2 separate regions of the Homo sapiens genome follow, and region 2 is linked to region 1. Evidence: read pairs that join two places in POLR2A ChIA-PET (ENCODE). Cell type or tissue: MCF 10A. All regions are shown on one strand. Region 1 holds the start of LOC100130987 (a long non-coding RNA gene). Region 2 holds the start of GRK2 (G protein-coupled receptor kinase 2).

Region 1 (5,000 bases):
TTGGCATATCCACATTGTTTACATGCTTTAGGAGGTTCAGAAGCTGTCTTCTTGATTCTCTCATTACACAGTGTGACTCGACAGCGATCTCTCCTGCCTCTGAATCTTCAGAGCAGTAACCTGGACCTCTCTATGACACATCACTTTCTACTTGAATTTTATATGTTTTAAATGCATAATTGATCTCCTCTACTAGACTGTATTTCCTGAGGGCAGAGAGTGTCTTATACATCTTCATATCCCTCACAGCACCCTGCACAGTTCCATGTACACAGTAGGTGCTCAAAAAATATTCATGGAAAGCCAAGCGTGGTGGCTCACACCTGTAATCCCACCATTTTGGGAGGCTGAGGTGGGCAGATCACCTGAGGTCAGGAGTTCAAGACCAGCCTGGCCAACATGGTGAAACCTCATCTCTACTAAAAATACAAAAATTAGCCAGGCATGGTGGCGTGTGCCTGTAATCTCAGCTACTTGAGAGGCTGAGGCAGGAGAATCGCTTGAACCCAGGAGGCAGAGGGTGCAGTGAGCCGAGATCACACCACTGCCCTCCAGCCTGAAAGACAAAGTGAGACAAGACTCCGTCTCAAAAAAAAAAAAAAAATTTCACGGAATATAGCTTCCATATAAAGATGTTTGTTGGACGAATGAAGGCTTGTTCGTGAAATTATTGGATGTTCCCAGATTTTTAAAATACTTTTTTCATTAATTTAAAACTCCTTGTTACAATTTTCTCAATTAACACAAAGCTTGAACTCAATGCAAGCAGCATAGAATTCTTACGCATTCTTTATAACCATGAAAGTAACCAGTCTTATGTAAATACATAATTCTATATTCAGCTGTTTTTGCATCATAAGTACTCACATCCTCTATGAATCTTAAGTATCCACCCTACTATGTGGCATTAAGCCTGCATCCTCCCTAAATGCTGTGTGGTAACGCTATAATTCAGCCTACAGCTGAAGGGAGGCAATACACTGGCCTTGAGCATCCAACCTTGGGTGAAAAGACTCAAGTTTCCCCATCAAAATCAGCCTATAAAACCATCCTGCCTAGCCAGGTGTGGTGGCTCACGCCTGTAATCCCAACAATTTGGGAGGCCGAGGCGGGCAGATCTCTTGAGGCCAGGAGTTTGAGACCAGCCTGGCCAACATGGTGAAACCCCATCTCTAACAAAAAATACAAAAATTAGCCGGGAGCGATGGCACACGCCTGTAGTCCCAGCTACTCAGGAGGCTGAGGCACGATAATCGCTTGAACCCAGGAGGAGGAGGTTGCAGTAAGCAGAGATCACGCCACCGCACCCCAGCCTGGGTGACAGTGAGACCCTGTCTCAAAATAAACAAACGAACAAAAAGCAAAAAACCGCCCTGCTTAGGAGAATGAACTTGCCCAGAAATAAAGTGAATTCAAAAATTAAGAAAAGGTCTTATGGTGGCTAGGGACTATTGTAGAAATTATCAGAAACGATAGTTGGGACCTGGGATAGCAGTTCCTCTATGCAGTCCCTGGGCTAAAAACTTACATGCGTCATCTCATTTAATCCTCAAAAACCTGAGGTAGTATTAACATTATCCCCAATCTTGCAAATGAAGAAGCTGAGTCTCAAGAGATGTCCTAACTTTGCCCAAAGTCACAAACCCAAGTTTCTCTGACTCTAGATCCCAAGCTGAGAGTCTTGCTCAGATCATCCCAGGTCCCCTTCTTTCTTCTTGCACTTGGGGTGCAATAAGGGGCAATGGGGCCAGCAGTGTGTAACATACTGCACCGTAGGAAGAGACGTTAGGATCATCGGTCTCAGCCTCCGTATTTTACAGAGGAAGGAACTCGTAGGTCACACAGAGCCAGGGGGCTGCTCTGCAACAGAATCTCAATGGACACTAGAATTCCAGTCCAAGCCCCATTTTACAGAGCGTGGGAACTGAAGCCCACCGGGCCTGGGGGCCTCCCGGGTTCCGAATCCACCAGCGGCTGAGCCAGATCCAGCCCCGGGCGCACTCACTGCCCTGTCTGATTCTACCTCCGCGTTCACCTGCGCCGCGAACCCTCCCCGTGGGCTGCCAGCGCCCGGGAGTACCTGTCGGCCGCGCGCAGGCCCTCGGCTCGGGGTGACAAGACGCTGGCGCGGGCAAGCGGGGCTTCGCGGGCCACAGCCAGATCTCGGCCTCGAGGACCCGGGTCGCCACGCCAGCCCCTTTCCTCAGAACGCCGAGGCCTCAGGAGCGTGTGCGCGCCGGGACGCCCCAGAGAATTTGGAAGCGCTGGTCCCGGAGGCAAGGCCGGCTTGGTCTCCTCTCCTCAATCCCCCGACGCCATCCCCTGGACCTTCTGCAGACCGGGTCCCAGCCCCAGCGCACCTCAGGAAGAAACAACACCTTCGCGCTTAGCTGAGTCAAGCGGCCAGGACTCTAGAAGGGGCGAGGTTCCCATGGCAACGAGGGAAACTCTTTGCGCCTGCGCAGAGGCGCTCGGCACGCTGGGAAATGTGGTTTCCGGGTTGTCCCTGGAGGCTAAGGGAATGGACACAAGGTGGCGCGCGAACGTTGCGGTCGATGTGGCTAAGCCCGGGTCCCCAGCTGCCGGGCGCTGCGGGCGCAGGAGAGGCCGCGAAGGTCTGAAAGGTAGTTTCTCTGAGGCGTCTGGGATGCGGAGTGAAGAGAAGGAGGCACAGTCTCTTCAGCGCGGTTGATTTTGCCGTTTGAAAACTTGGCCTAACAAGCGGCAGCCCTGGCTAGGGCGAGGGCAGTTGCTTCCGAGGCCCCGCCCCAGCCTGGGCTGAGCCGGGAGCGGCCGAGGGAGGGGGCTGTGACGGTGGGAGCTGGTTCCGGAGGGAAGCGCGCGACGGTCGTGCTGCAAGCGTTCCAGGTCCAGGCTGGGCGACCCCTCGCGCTGCTGAGAGGCTCCTATGCCCGGTGGGAGTTGAAGTCGGGCTCCGGGAGCAGCAGTCATCCTGATCCTCCCACCCGCGAGCTCCAAGCACTTCTGGATCCAGGTCCCGCCTTGGGCGGAAATGTGCAGTCAGTTGACTGCCCAGGAGCCACCTTCCCCGCTCCCGCGTTAGTCTCTTGGAATGAGAATCTAGAAACCTAGGATCTGATTCCGGCTCTGTTAGAGATTAGTAGTTACTTCTCTGAGCCTCAGTTTCCTCATTTCTAGAAAACGATGGTATTGGGGCAGGCGCGGTGGCTCACGTCTGTAATCCCAGGACTTTGGGAGACGGAGGGGGTGGATCACCTGAGGTCAGGAGTTAGAGACCAGCCTGGGCAACATGGCGAGACCCCCTCTTCTACTAAAAATATGAAAATTAGCCAGCGTCGTGGCACAAAAAAAAAAAAAGAAAAGATTTTTTTTTTTGGAGATGGAGTCTCTCTCTGTCGCCCAGGCTGGAGTGCAGTGGCACTATCTCGGCTCACTGCAAGCTCCGCCTCCCGGGTTCACGCCATTCTCCCGAGTAGCTGGGACTACAGGCGCCCGCCACCATGCCCGGCTAATTTTTTTGTATTTTTAGTAGAAACGGGGTTTCACCGTGTTAGCCAGGATGGTCTCGATCTCCTGACCTCGTTATCCACCCGCCTTGGCCTCCCGAAGTGCTGGGATTACAGGCGTGAGCCACCCCGCCCGGCCACAAAAGTGCTTTATAAAGCATTACCTGGAATGGGGGCGGGGGGGAGCCCTCAGACAACCTAAATGTTCATCAATAAATGACCACTTAACTGATGGATTCCATAAAATAGAACATGTGTGGTTATTTTTTAAATGAGGCAAATCTTTTATGTACTATTTGGGGGGAAAACTCAAATGGCGTTTTTCCTCTGCTCTCACACCATCACAATTATCAACACGTAAGACTTTGGTGACCAAAGATATTGGGTTGGCCAGGCGCAATGGCTCACGCCTGTAATCCTAGCGTTTTGGGAGGCCGAAACGGGTGGATCACCTGAGGTCAGGAGTTCGAGACCAGCCTCGCCAGCATGGTGAAACCCCCATCTCTACTAAAAATACCAAAAAAAATTAGCCAGGCATGGTGGTGGGCACCTGTAATCCTAGCTACTCGGGAGGCTGCGGCAGGAGAATCGCTTCAACCTGGAAGGTGGTGGTTGCAGTGAGCCAAGATTGCGCCATTGCACTCTAGCCTGGGTGGACAAGAGTGAGAATCCATCTCAAAAAAAAAAAAAAAAGGTGTGGGGTTTTTCTCCCCACACACCAAGCAACAGACCAGCTGGGTGGCCTCCAATTCAATTCCAACTCTGTCTACCGGGAGATAGTGTCGGATCGCACAGGTTGAGGCTCAGCCCCCAAGACTGCATCTCCCTCCCCTCAGATCCCAGTCAAAAGTCCAGGCCTCCAGAACTTCTGCCTGACCAGCTTCAAGTTGGGGTTCCCACGATCCCCTCTTTCGGTTTGATTAATTTGCTGGAGCAGCTCACAGAACTCAAAGAAACACTTACGTTTAGTGGCTTATTATAAAGGATACTACAAAGGATAAAGGTGAAAAGATGTGCACGGGGGAGGGTGCGGAGTGTGCACACCCTCCCTAGGTGCACCACCGGGGAGGAACCTGCACATGGTCAGCTACCCAGAGCTCCAAGAAGCCAGTCCTCTTGGGTTTTTAATGGAAGCTTCATGACATCAGCATTCCTTACACCAGGGTATAGAGTGAGGAGGAGGGTCTCTCTGGGGAGGGTCTTATAACCCACAATCTGAAAGTGAGGGTGAACAGTAGAGCCCTGCCTTGGGGCAAGGGAGAGGAGGGCAGAATGTCAAGAGGTTGTTTCCTGCGGCCTGCTCCTGAGGCCTGACACACTCAACATTAGAACAAAAGACTGAACAAGGGCTATGAGGGTTATGAGCCAGGAGCCTGGATGAAAACCAATGTATATATAACACCACGGTACCGATGTGGAACTCTGATATGAACCAATTTTCAAAGTGTAGAATAGTATGTTAACATGCTATTGTCTGTATTTTTAAAAAATACACATACCAATATATTTGAT
Region 2 (5,000 bases), 52 kb after region 1:
CTGATGAAATGTAGAACCAGAAGTCTGAAGCCCTGATCTGTTGGCCAGGTGCCACCTGGGACTACCTGTGTGACTCGGGGCAGGCCACTCACCTCTGGAGCTTCAGTTTCCCCATCTGTTCCACAGGGACAAAACCACACCTGTCCTCGCCACCCCATGCGCTGCTGAGAGGCTCACACAGTGGAGAGATACTCTATCAGCCATAAAATGCTGGACAAACCGCAGCAATCGTCCACATCCTGTGTACTTTTGCACCTACATCCTGAACAGTCTAAACTTTGATACCAGGTGTGATGTCAGTTGTCTTACAGAGGCGGCAGCTAAGGTCCAGCCATTGCAGGTGTGCTGGGAGGGCCCCTGGTCAACAGCACCCACGGGGCACCATATGCAGGGCCTGCCAGAGGAGAAATGTAGGGGAGAGGGCACAGGGGATGTTTCCCCGACCTGAGCGCGGTCCGAGGGGGAGGGTGCCCGCAGCACCCTAGGTCCTGCTCACCACGCCGCCCTGAAAGCACTCTCGAGCCCAACTCCAGGACAGCGACCCCACCAGAGGGTGGGAGAAGAGTCCGGAAGACTGGCTGTCCCCCAACACCTCACACAAGTGTAGACTGGAGGAGAGACGGGTGGGGGTAGTGGAAACCCTAAAGCGAGTGCCGTGAGCAGGGACAGCAAAAGGGTGGGTGACATCGTCAGGCGAGGTAAATGGTGGCCAGCGGAGGGGAGGGGACCCCACAGGGACCAAGGGCTGCTCCGAGAAGGATGAAGGGGCGCGCCGGGCCCCCGTGGGAGAAGGCGGGAGCCAGGGGCTGACAGCGACTTCGGGGGGCCGGTGGAGCACGATAAGGAAGCAGCAGGGCGGCCAGGGGGACCCGACTGGGTCCGGGGACCGATGGGGCAGAGGAGCTCCGGAGTTGGGGCGCTCCGGGCTCAGGCGCCCAGGGTCTGGGGCTTAGGGTCTGGACCCGCAGGCGCCAAGGCCGGGCTGCTCCGGGCTGGGGGGCCGACAGGGGGTTGCGAGAGCCGGCCCCGGGGGTCCAGGTCGCGGGGTCGAGCATGGGGCCAGGGTCTCGGGGCCGCGGCCGGGGCGCCCGCGGGGTCGGGCCGGGGCCGCGGGCAGCTTCTCCTCACCTGGGCTCGGGCAGCAGGATCTTCTTGCTGGCGCGCGCGGCCGGCGTGGCCTTGCTCTTCTCCATGGCCATCAGGTAGCTCACGTCGGCCAGCACCGCCTCCAGGTCCGCCATCTTGGCGGCGGCGCTGCCTCCTCCCGCCGCCGCCGCCGCCGCCGCCGCTCCTGCTCGCTCGGCGCTCGGCCCGGCCCGGCCGCGGCTCGCTCGGCCTCGGGCGCCGACGCCTCCCGCCTGGCCCTGCTCGGCGCCCGCGGCTCCGCTCGCCGCCGCTCACAGGCGGCGCCGCCCCATGGCGCCGGCTCGGGCCCGGCCCCGGCTCGCGCTCCGCTCCCGCCGGGACTGCAGTCGGGGCGCCGCCGCCGCCGCCGCCCGCGCGCCCGCGCCCCGGAGCCGCCGCCGCCTCCGGCCCCGCCTGCCGCGCACAACGCCAGCGAGCCCGCGAGGGGCCGAGCCGGGCGGGCGACGGCGCCCCCTGGAGGCCGCGCGGAATCTGACCCCGAACCAGACCTGCGACCGCGGGCTCAGACCCTGGCCGTGACCTCGGCCCTCGATGCTGGACGGAGACCCGGGCCTGGAACACGACAGGGACCCGGCACGGAAGACGACCCGAGACCCATTCTCTGACCACAACCTCGGGTCACATCTCTGGATCCCAGGCTCCCCAGTCGGGCCGCAGCCCTGACACCAAACGTGATCACAGGGAACCTGGACGCTCACCAAGACACAGATTCAGACCTCTGAACACCATCCTGGGACTTTCATCTCAGACCCTGGCTATAACCCCGGACTCCCTGACCTTGGACGCAGTCCACGACCTGACACCAGACTCCAAACAGGACCCCAGACTCAAACCTTGGCCCACCACCTCAGACTCTAACCATGACCTCAGATCACAGCCCTGGGTCTCCAACGCCATACCCAGACTGCGACACTCACCTCAGACCCCCAACAGGTCCCCAGATCCAGATTTTGGACCATGACCTCGATCCCATCCTGGTTACTGACCCCAACCTTGATTCTGACCCTAGGCTACTACCATGACCCTGAACTCTAGACTTGGGGTCAGGACTCAGACCTAGATTGGACTGTCAACTCCAGATCACTGTCCTAGACTCAACACCCAGAACTGTGGACACGGACTCAGGACTAGGACGTCTAACCTGGGACCCACACTGGACCCAGAATCCTTAGTAGGTCACCCAGAACCTGGGACCTGACAACTGCAGCGCAGTTACAGGCTTCCCCCATCCCTGATCCCACCCCTCCTACTCTAGAACCAATCCTGGCCGCAGAAGGCCCACTCAGGATCAAGTACCCTGCACCCAACCCCACCCCCCAACCAGCTCATAGACCCAGGTCCCTGGCCAGCACTCTTGGCAGCTCCCTTCCCTGTACCCCATCCCATCCAGATGTTCCTTCAGGATGGTTCCACATGTAGTTACGGTAAAAACTCTCCCAGCCCGGAAGCGCACAGAGGTTTCAGTGCTGCCTGGCAGGGGAAACCCACCCTGCTGAGAGCCCACCCAGAGTGGGGAAAGCCAGGTGTCTCAAGGCAGCATTCCTATCTCAACATGCCCCTCTCTAGAGCCTCTCTTTGCTTTCAAAGTGACAGGACCCTCCTCCCAGCCCTGGGCACATAAAGCTCAAATCTCATTACCATGCTGTGGGCCAGCAGCCAGCATCCTTTTGCAAAGCAAGGCCCCCATCTCTGTGCACCTCTAGGCTACCATCTTGGATCAGCCCCAACAGAACCTGGAACCAGAGCATGTCAGAGCTTGTGAGGTTCTCCTCTCAGTGGGTGGTGAGTCACTCGCCACCCATATACCCATGTCAGAGCCTCAGTTTTCTTTTCCCCAACTGCTCCTTCATTCTCTCCCCTTCTCTAATCTAATTTGTCACCATAGTCTCCTGTCTGGCCTCCTGAGAATCTCCGTGAATCTGTCTACTTCTCAGGGTCCTCATGGCCAGCCACTGCCCTGATGCAGGCCCTGACCAGGGATGCTTTTCCCAAATCTAGATCTGATGGAGTCACTGCCTGCTTGGCACCCAGAAGCAGCTCTCCAGGCCTTCTGGGGCTACTGAGAGTGAGAGACCTAGAGGGGTCTCTAGGACTCACCACACTCTGCCCAAAGCAGATTAGGTGAACAAACTCCTTAATCTGCAAGTCAAGATCTTGGAGGACTTGGACCTTGAATGCTCCAGTTTGTTTCGCTACCATCCTCTGCACCTGGAGTTTCCCCACCAACTCACCCACCCATTCTCACTTCTGTGCCTCTGCTGTTTCCTGGGCCTGGAAGCCCTTCTGTGTACCTTCCTCCGTGGACAACTCCTACTCATCCGCTAAGACTCACCTCCTCCAGGTAGTCTTCCCTGACTCCCTGACCCCAACTATGTACATCTCCAATTCTACACTTACCACCTTCTAGGCCCTGTTTTCCATTTTCAGTTGCAAGATGCATTGTTGCAAGTTTCGACAGTGGGGAGTGAAGCCTCGTTACATGTCAGCATCAATTGGAAAATGCATCCTGATGTTGGAAATGCTGATATATATATTTAAAGAGGACATACTGTCCCCCACTGTCACTGGTGCCCCTAGTTCATCCTTTGCTCCCAGTGCCCACCACAGGACCCGACTCAAAGGCATCAGTGTTTGATGAGTGAATGAATGAGTGAATGAGCTCTTGGAACACATGGGTTTTGGGGTGGAACAAGGCCAGATGCCACAACATGAAGCCTCTAACCTCCTCTCCCCACAGCCCTGTCCTGACTCCTCTGGACTGCGAGCACAGCCACATGTCAGCCAGGGTTTTCGGGAATAGCCTCTATTTTAAAAATTCTACCTGATGAACTTGTTGGACCAGAGTCTGTGTGTGAGTTCTGAAATGCCAGCCATCCTGTTCCAAGAGGTGGCCTTACCTTCCCATCCCCACCTAAAAACTCAGTCCCTCCCACCCACAGCCCAATCCACACCCCCTGCCAGGCCTGAAGCTGGGGTCTTTTGAGGGGGGCTGGTCTCCCTTCATTGATTCCTGGGCCCAGGAAAAGTGACTTCAGGAAGCTCCAGGTTCAGAAGAGGTTGGTGTGAGCCCTAGGCCTGGGGAAGACTGGTTTTGGGGACGGTGTTGCCTCTGTTGGTCCTAGGAAGGTCGATTGCAAACTTGCCTTCACAGGCAGGCCTTCCTTCTCTCAACAAACCTTTGTTCTGTGCCTAGACTGCTCCAGGCCCTGACCAGGATGCTAGGAGTGCAAAGTGGAGTAGAGCCCCATCTCTGCTCAGCTGGCAGCCCCACAGACACATCATTACTTGGCATCGCCACTGGATGACTAATAGATGTTGCAAACTTAGCGCGGCCCACACTGAGCTCTTGCTCCCACTACCCAGCCCCTGTCCAACCTGCTCCTCTCCCGCCTCCCCATCTCAGGCGTGGATCCTCCATTTTCCCAAAATGTAGGAGCTGTCCTCGATTCCTCTCTTTCCTCACCTGGCCCCCACCCCGATGTATACCCCTGCTGTCATACAGCATCTCTGGCGTATCTGTCTCTGAAGTACATCCTTGATCCGTCCACTGTGCCCTGCTAAACCCTGGCCCGAGTCTCAATCACCTCTCGCCTGCATGCCTGCACCAGCCTCCTCTCCGCGCGCCCTGCCGTTCCTGTGGGTTGAGCTTCTATAGATCTCCATCAAAGCCCACCCCCAACGACTGCCCCTGCACTTAGGATAAAATCCACCCCACTTCCTGTGGCCCATGAGACCCGCACAGACTGGTGCCTGCCTATCTCTCTAACTCAGCAATTTCCATTCTTCCCCTTCCTCTTAGTCTCCAGCCTCTCTGGTCTTCCTTCTGTCACTAGAACAAGCCAAGTCCATTTCCA

Evidence for each region. ChIA-PET counts read pairs that join two places held together with the same protein. Peaks named below come from ENCODE experiments on the same cell type or tissue, not always from the same donor. Only the 100,000 strongest peaks of a DNase experiment are listed, where the experiment ranks them.
Region 2: POLR2A ChIA-PET joins it to region 1 with 24 read pairs; 31 of 35 experiments call an interaction of 5 or more read pairs at or near these places.

Annotation. Positions count from the first base shown.
Region 1 is chr11:67,315,278-67,320,277 of GRCh38, reverse strand. LOC100130987 (a long non-coding RNA gene) reads right to left here and starts at 2,439. Exons shown (of 4, transcript NR_024469.1): 1 at 2,081-2,439. RefSeq lists a silencer at 2,019-2,068 and enhancers at 2,289-2,718, 2,759-2,808. In MCF 10A, a CTCF peak has its summit at 2,526 (motif pointing right); DNase peaks (open chromatin) are centred at 2,477 and 3,017.
Region 2 is chr11:67,262,941-67,267,940 of GRCh38, reverse strand. GRK2 (G protein-coupled receptor kinase 2) reads right to left here and starts at 1,468. Exons shown (of 21, transcript NM_001619.5): 1 at 1,129-1,468. The coding sequence starts at 1,241. RefSeq lists a silencer at 1,480-1,679. In MCF 10A, a CTCF peak has its summit at 1,621 (motif pointing left); DNase peaks (open chromatin) are centred at 1,590, 2,890 and 4,440.